Linked DNA regions of Homo sapiens: region 2 is linked to region 1. The links are chromatin loops, found by intact Hi-C in ENCODE. Cell type or tissue: heart right ventricle. All regions are shown on one strand. Each heading gives the region's core, and the rest is flanking DNA. Links, peaks and the distances in the headings are about the cores only.

Region 1 (4,403 bases), core at 307-4,306:
CTAATTAAACTAAAGAGCTTCTGCACAGCAAAAGAAACTACCATCAGAGTGAACAGGCAACCTACAAAATGGGAGAAAATTTTCACAACCTACTCATCTGACAAAGGGCTAATATCCAGAATCTACAATGAACTCAAACAAATTTACAAGAAAAAAACAAACAACCCCAACAAAAAGTGGGTGAAGGACATGAACAGACACTTCTCAAAAGAAGACATTTATGCAGCCAAAAATCACATGAAAAATGCTCATCATCACTGGCCATCAGAGAAATGCAAATCAAAACCACAGTGAGATACCATCTCACACCAGTTAGAATGGCAATCATTAAAAAGTCAGGAAACAACAGGTGCTGGAGAGGATGTGGAGAAATAGGAAAACTTTTACACTGTTGGTGGGACTGTAAACTAGTTCAACCATTATGGAAGTCAGTGTGGCGATTCCTCAGGGATCTAGAACTAGAAATACCATTTGACCCAGCCATCCCATTACTGGGTATATACCCAAAGGACTATAAATCATGCTGCTATAAAGACACATGCACACGTATGTTTATTGCGGCATTATTCACAATAGCAGACTTGGAACCAACCCAAATATCCAACAATGATAGAGTGGATTAAGAAAATGTGGCACATATACACCATGGAATACTATGCAGCCATAAAAAATGATGAGTTCATGTCCTTTGTAGGGACATGGGTGAAATTGGAAATCATCATTCTCAGTAAACTATCGCAAGAACAAAAAACCAAACACTGCATATTCTCACTCATAGGTGGGAATTGAACAATGAGAACACATGGACACATTAAGGGTAACATCACACTCTGGGGACTGTTGTGGGGTGGGGGGAGGGGGGAGGGATAGCATTGGGAGATATACCTAATGCTAGATGACGAGTTAGTGGGTGCAGCGCACCAGCATGGCACATGTATACATATGTAACTAACCTGCACATTGTGCACATGTACCCTAAAACTTAAAGTATGATTAAAAAAAAAAAGTACTGTAACCAAATGGTGGGGTCCCTAGGCTATCGTTTAATAAGTAATGATTTTAAAATATTGAAAAAAAAATTTCCAAACCAACAATGAGTTTACAATTTTTGAAAACATGAAGGCTTGGTGCAGTGGCTCATGCCTGTAATCCCAGCACTGTGGGAGGCTGAGACAGGAGGGTCACTTGAGACCAGGAGTTCAAGACCAGCCTGGGCAACATAGCCAGACACTGACACCCCGTCTCTACAAAAAATTTAAAAATTAGCCGGATGTGGTGCTCAGGAGGCTGAGATGAGAGGATTCCTTGAGACCAGGAGTCTGAGGCTGCAGTGAGCTTTGATTGTACCACTGCACTCTAGCCTGGGTGACGGAGTCACCGGAAGGGAGACCCTGTCTCTAAAAAAAAAATTTAAAAAGAGCATATAAAATGGTGAACAAACTAACATTTTGTTAAATCATCAAAAATTTGTATTCTAATTCTCATATTCTTGTATCTTAGGAAACATCATTTTTGAAAAGGTGGCAAATGTAATAAGGTTTTAAATTTAATTTCGGCCGGGCAGGGTGGCTGAGGCCTGTAATCCCAGAACTTTGGGAGGCCTAGGTGGGCGGATCCCTTGAGGCCAGGAGTTCCAGACCAGCCTGGCCAACGTGGTGAAATCCCGTCTCTACTAAAAATGCAAAAATTAGCCAGGCATGGTGGTGGGCACCTGTAATCCCAGCTACTTGGGAGGCTGAGGCAGGAGAATCGCTTGAACCTGGGAGGCAGAGCTTGCAGTGAGCTGAGATCTGGCCACTGCTCTCCAGCCTGGGCTGGGCTACAGAGCGGGACTCTGTCTCAAAACAAAACAAAAACCATCTTAAGCAACTTTTAAAACAGCTACACAGTCACGGAATGCTAAAAAGTGAAAATTGACTGTAACATTGGTTCAATATGTGTGTACGTGTGTGGAAAGGGAGGAACTGACGTGCGCCACAGTCTGATTCCGGTAGATTCTTTCCGTCTTTCCCCTGAGATCTGAGGGTTTTGCAGGAAGCAGGGCTACCAGCAGCTTCCTGCGTATTCCCAATTCTTGCCAGCAGAGGGCAGCAAGGGAACACATATGAAAGGAGCCAGGTCCCACCCATTCTCGTCCTCGGAGCCCAGCAGGTGTCACACTTCTCAGCCCGTAACTTACACCTGGTCCCTCCAGAGCAAGGATGAGTGGATTCCAGCTCATGCCAAATTGTTGACCTTTCCTGCCATTTTAGCCGAGATTTACATCTTTCTCCTTAAAACTCAGATTTTAAAAGGGAGCCTATGAGAGGACCGTCCATCCAGGCTCCCGGGGCATTCAGCTCCATTCTGTTTCCTGGGACAGATTGCACAGCTAAGAAAAGCCAGAGAATATTACTCCTTTATTCTGTTCTTTTTTTTTTTTAATTCTCCAAAAGACCGTTCAATCCTTCTTCACTCTTCCAGGCCCAAGACTAGGCGTGTAGAGGAATGGTTGGTTTTCAGCCACCGCAGTTGACCTGCCTGCGTCTGCATCCCAGTTCTGATGCCGAGGAGCTGCATGACCTTGGCAAGCTGTTTGGCCTTTCTGTGTCTCTAGTTCCTTCTCTCCAAAATGGGCATTGTGATGGCCAGAATTGTGTCCACCACAATTCATAAGTTCAAGCTCCAACCCCCAGCACCTCAGAATGTGACTGTATTTAAAGAGGTGATTAAGTTAATAATAAAGAGGTGATTAGCTGATTCAGTCTGACGGGTATCCTTAAAGGAGAGGAGATTAAGCACACAGAGAGATGCCAGGGATGTGCATGCGCAGAGGGCAGCCACCCACAGACCAAGGAGAAAGGCCTCAGGAGAAACCAGCCTGTCCACACCTGCTCTTGGACCACCAGCCTCCAGAACTGGGAGAAAATACATTTCTGTTATTTAAGTCACCTAGTCTGTGGTATTTGGTTATTTTCCTATGGCCCTAGGAAACTGTTACAGGCATCATGAAAGAATATATACCTCATAGTGTTAATGAGAGCAACGAATGGAATGATGGATGTAAAAGGCTCTTAGTTGAGTACCTGGCATGGGATAACTGCTGAACAAATGTTTTCATTTTAGATGCCTACCCCTCGTGCTATTTGCCCATCTCTACCATTCCTGATAACTATACCAGACCACAGATAAATTCTTTGTAAAGAAAATATAAACCATCACAGAGGAAACATGAGAAAATTTCACTGCAAATTCTGCAAGCCCATTCTCCCCTTCGTCCCTCTTGCTAAAATATAGAAGGTATCTCCCTGAAAGGCCAATTTCTCCACATGTGACAGCTCAGATGCCTCCCAGCTCTTCAGTCTTTCCATTTATTTCTTGTAGTTTCCTCCACATCCTCCCGCAATGGCCGCTTCACTCTCTTCTCCCCTTTACTGTCCAGCTTCCTGAGTTACTATACGTGTATCTCCACCTACTCGCCTCATTCACTCTTTTTGTTTTTTTAAATTGTGAAATATATTTATACATGTGAGAATCTAACCTATTTAAAGAAGAATAATAAAGCAGGCTGGGCGCGGTGGCTCACACTTGTAATCTCAGCACTTTGGGAGGCTGAGGCGGGGGGAGTCACGTGAGGCCAGGAGTGTGAGACCAGCCTGTCCAACATGGCAAAGCCCCGTCTCTACCAAAAATACAAAAAATTATCCAGGCGTGGTAGTGCACATCTGCAGTCCCAGCTACTCGGGGAGGCTGAGGTGGAAGAATAGCTTGAATCTGGGAAGCAGAGGTTGCAGTGAGCCGAGATTGTGCCACGGCACTCCAGCCTGGGCAACAGAGTGAGACTCTGCCTCAAAATAATAATAATAATAATAATAATAATAATAATAATAATAATAATACACCAATATACTGTACCTTGGTGAAAAATAGCACATTGTCAGTATACGGAATTCTCCTTGCTTCCCCTTCCTTCCAGCAGCCTCCTTCCTCCCAGACATAGGTAATCGTAGGTATCCCACATTTTATGTTAATCATTCTCATGTTTTTCTTTATAGTTCTACTTCCTACCATATTTCATTGAACTTAAGCTCCCGACATTGTAAGATGCATTATTATTTCACCTCTAAGAAAGAGACTCACAAAATGAATGGTTTGGTTACAAAATTTTGGTTACAAAATGAATCTCAATTTTGAAGTGTTTGAAATGTCAAAAAAAGAGACATGGCTTAGAATCAACAAAATATGATCTGCATGCATCCCAAATTGTGTTTTTAGTTTTGACTGTTTCATTTATCTAAAGGCTTTACATACATGAAATCATACTGTATAAAGTCGTCTGTGATTGTTTCTCATGGCCACAGAGAAACAATCTTTTGAGATTGTTTTTATGCTTTTGAGACTCCCATGTGTGTCTTCATGTAGCA
Region 2 (4,403 bases), core at 283-4,282, 220 kb after region 1:
TATAACATCAGTTACTATGTCTTTCTCAAATCTCATTTTCTAGTAAAATGGTTCTATTCTTTTGTTCTTTTTCAAAATTGCTTAGTTACTCAAGAGCCTTTATGCTTTCTTATAAAATTTAAAATCAGTTTACCATAATTTCAGAAATTCCTACTGTGATTTTGATTGGAATTGTCATGAAATACATAAAACAATCTGGAGACAAATGACATAATAGCAACAATAAATTGCCCTAGTCATTTATTTAGGTCTTTTCTTTTTTCTTTTAATAGAGCAATAGAGCTAAAATGTTTTTCTCAGTAAAAATTCATACATTCTTTATTACTATAATACCAGACACTCTTGTTGCTTCAGTAAATTATATCTTTATATATAATTTTATAAATTCATGCTATATTTGATATTTGTACCCTGTGGTGTCTTCAGGGCTGCATATGAGAAGAGGGAGCCAACACCTGAGGGATATGCCCTCTTGTTTGTAATCATATTTAATATCTATATATTCATGCACATATTCAACATCTTGTTCCATTGGTAACTAGTGGTCCCAATAAAACTGGAATCTTCATTAAGATGATTACCTGAATACTAAATTTCATATTACTTTCCTAAAGACTTAGTTCAGTGCTATATACACATAGACAGGAGACAGCTATAGCCTGAGAGGTACACAGCTGAACTGAAATCAAAAGACTTGAGTGAAATCTTTTCTGTACCTCTGACTCTGAGCCAGGCCATAATCCCTCTGAATCTCAGCTTCCTCATTCCTAACACATGATTAATGAGGTTGTCACAAAAATTCAAAGAGAAAATAGATTTATCATGCACAGAATTTGACATGTGGAACCAATGCCCTGCTATTTGAATCTAAAGGCAAGAAATGCTTAAATCAGCTACAGCCAAAGAAGAGTAATGGCAGGAAAGCATTATAACTTCAAAAACTGTTTTCCAGTGGTTAAACATTATTACCAAAGTTACTTCAGTCAAAGACATCAAAGAAAATTTATAATCTTGTCTCCAGATAACATGTACGTTCATCAGTTGCGGCTGAAAAGAAAAGTTCCCACCACCCTGAAGACCATCACTGGCCCTGGACTTCCTAAAGCAGCCCAAGAAACATTTTCTCTGGAAATCTGGTCTTTTGTGTGAGAGTGAAAGCTACTGTGGGTGTTGCAATACTTTTCCTCTGCAAAGAGATGATTTTAGCAGAATCCCAAATAGCACAATAGAATTATCTGTATTCATATGCAAATAAGCACATTTTAAAATATAGTTGAAACAAATAGGAATCCCTTTTATTTCCAATCTCATCTCATGTTTCCATAATGGAGATACTGGGATTAAAGATGATTATAAAGTGAATGTAGATTTGTGAGAAGTAGGCTATCATGAGAAATGCTGGGGGTGTGGAGCCCTTGCAAACACTTCCCAGGATCCGAAAGCAGAAAGGATAGAGGAAAGGCATTAGACTAAGCCATGAGAGTCATGGCAGGAAGAGGATTTGAAGAATGAAGCTTGCAGCACTCTTGTTGAAAGACTGAAGGTAAATGACTGGGCACCTCTTCAATAGCAGCCCTCACTGACCACACTAACAAAAATATTCCCCACACAGCCCCACCTCCTCCCTAGTTACTCTATCATACCACCACCACCTGCTTCATGGTTCTCTTTGAGCTGATAACTATGTTGTATTATCTTGCTTATTTGTTTGTTTGTTTGTTTCCTTTGCTGTTATTTATTTCTTCCACTAGGCTGGAAACTCTGGAGGAACAGGGACATGGCCTATCTTGTTCATGTGCCTCGATCAGTGCTAAGCACAGAATGGACATTCAATAAATGCTATTTGAATGCAAAAAGGGAGTCCAGATCTATCAGAAATGAGGTAATAGCTGTTTCTTGATTTTTTTACATCACACATGGGCATTAGAGGATCTTTGTGGTAGGAAGTAAAATGAGAGGATAGAAACTTACTATAAGGTGCTTTTGTGGAACAAACAACTGTTCAGGTAAGTGCCATCTCAAGCAGTGCTTTGAATTGATCTGCCTGTAACCCTAGGAAAAAAAAAAAGGATGACCATACATTGGCCCTGACCTGTGAATCTACACATTCCTGGGTTTATCTTTCAGATAATTACTGTGGAGTAATATGAGACATAGAGTCTATGGCAATGGCCTTGAATAAATGAGTAATGCAACAAGTTATAAAGTTCTTAAAAGAAAGCCTGAGTATATCTCCTCATTCTTTTGTGCTTCTCTAGCCTATTTCCTTTACATATGGTGGCTGGAGTTGTGAGGGGTGAATTTCTATAAAGTAATAATCGATTGTTCTGTTTTTCCTTTGCTCATACCCCTCTCACTTTATTTTTTGAGGGAGAGAACAAAGAGAATAGGACGGGAAAAATGTCAGACTTCTAATGAAATTACAATTAAAAAAAAAAGAAAGTGATAACACTAAAACCATAAGGCAAACCAGCAGGGGGTGTTAAAGATAAAATTACCACTCAGAAGTCAATGGAAATGTAGTTACAGGCAATTATTGCATGTTCTCTGAGTCTCTTATAAGTGAATTGACCTTTAAAAATAAAATTGCTCTTGATTGTTTTTTAAATCTCATTTTCTGTGCTTCTGAGATTATTTCCAACTGATGTCCATATACTTTTAAAATCTCCAAATGGATTATTATAAATAATAGTTAATCAAAATTTCTTAGATTATTAACCTTCCCTTAAATTTAAAAAATATTTATGTTGTGTATCTCACAATCAATAAACAAATCATGGCAGTGCCATAAAGCAGGCTGTCACACAGTCATGAAATAATCTGTTTTAAGCACTATTTTAAGATACACAGGAATGTTCATTATATAATCTTAATCATTGTATAAACAGGTATAAAACCACACATAGAGAATGTCTTTGTGTTTTCTTGTGTTTAAAATTATTATGGAATTATGAGTGTGATTATGAGTGAGTTTTGTTTTCATATATAACTATTTCTCTGTAATTTCTGAGTTCTCTTTAGTAAACATGTCAGACTAAAAATCAGAAAAAAAATTCATAATAATGCTCAGATACCTTTGAACAGAATTTAATTTATCTGTAAGGTATTTGTTTCTATAGGTAAAGAATAGACACTATTCTTCTTTTTTAAATGGAAATACTGAGGCATCATGAAATGCCCTGCTTCTAATCATATAATTCATGGCAAAGAACTGGAATCAGAAATAGAAACCAACCTCCTGGATTGGCAGGATTTATCCTCCTCTTTACTTACATAAACCTGGTGAGAAATGTGCAGGGACAGTCTTTCCCTGGGGCCTCTGGGTGGCTGGCCCTGCGGGACTGCCTTCCTCTCTGCACTGGGTGTCTCTAGAGGAGGCCCAGTGTGTGAGTGAGCCCAAGGCTTTCCTTCCGTGGATCGGCTCTCTCCAACCTTCTACTAAGGGAAGGGAGGAATCCTGGAATATAGCTGCAGATTTTCAAAACTTTTAAACAATTGGATCTATCTGGTTGAGATAATTTCAGATACAAATGCTACTGTCAGCAAAGGGCAATGTTTCTATGTTGCTAAATTGCTGGAAGCCTAACTTCAGAATCACTGTGTTCTTGTCTCCCTGAACAATGCTTGAGAACAGGGACTATGCCTATTTTTTTCCAAAGACTCCTAAACCAGTCCCCAGTACAGAGACATTATGCTCATCATGAAATCTTTGTAAATATGTATTAACTCACTGGTCATTAGCCTTCGAACATTGCACCCAGGGGCACTAGTTCATGTGCTGGTGGACAGCACGTGCCACATGCCCTGTCTCACCACCATATGAGATGGCGCGTTCATCAAATGTGGGATCTCTGAATTTCCATCTGGAGAATCAGTAAATCTTTTCACTTACTTTCAAGTGGCTCTTTTAATTTTTTAAAGTGCCAAATGACAACTATGTCTTTCTTTTGGTCCTGGCTCTTAATAAACAACAACAAAAAAATTGGTTATTTGTCCCCACCCATAGAGATTTGGCTTTAACTGGTCCCAAATGATGTGCAGGCATTGGTATTTGAAAAAATATTTTTTGACGATCCTAAGGCTCAGCCAGGGTTGAGAACTACTGATTTAAACTGTGAATCTTTGTGAATCTTTGCCTCTATGACATATTTAGTATCTGTGATTTATCTGATGCCAAGTCTTTGGTCAAGAATGCAACATCCAATTATAACACAGATCCCACGGGTAAGACCAGTTTTAGGATTTTCCATGTGGTTTCCAGAAATGTACTGCAGTATTGTTGGATATTTTATACTTGGCCGATGCTCCAATACCCTCAAAAAAAGTACCTAGGAGAGACCTGTTTCCTTGATGTTTGTAGAGATTGTGGGAGTGCCCAAGAAAAAATCACAATATGGGTCTCC

The links. A loop is a pair of places that touch in the nucleus more often than their neighbours do. Peaks named below come from ENCODE experiments on the same cell type or tissue, not always from the same donor. Only the 100,000 strongest peaks of a DNase experiment are listed, where the experiment ranks them.
Region 2: a loop joins it to region 1, with 3 times the contacts of the local background. A loop is called at or near these places in 16 of 110 quality-filtered maps.

The regions. Positions count from the first base shown.
Region 1 is chr1:116,137,130-116,141,532 of GRCh38, forward strand. It overlaps MAB21L3 (mab-21 like 3), which reads left to right. Exons shown (of 8, transcript NM_152367.3): 8 at 1-1,020. Among named protein-coding and RNA genes, the nearest start is that of MAB21L3, 28 kb to the left of the region's middle. RefSeq lists enhancers at 1,831-1,880, 1,979-2,273. In heart right ventricle, for the core only: a CTCF peak has its summit at 2,110 (motif pointing right); a DNase peak (open chromatin) is centred at 2,082; H3K4me3 peaks cover 378 bases; H3K27ac peaks cover 346 bases.
Region 2 is chr1:116,358,490-116,362,892 of GRCh38, forward strand. No RefSeq gene overlaps it. Among named protein-coding and RNA genes, the nearest start is that of ATP1A1, 13 kb to the right of the region's middle. In heart right ventricle, for the core only: a CTCF peak has its summit at 2,471 (motif pointing right); no DNase peak of the experiment used is centred there.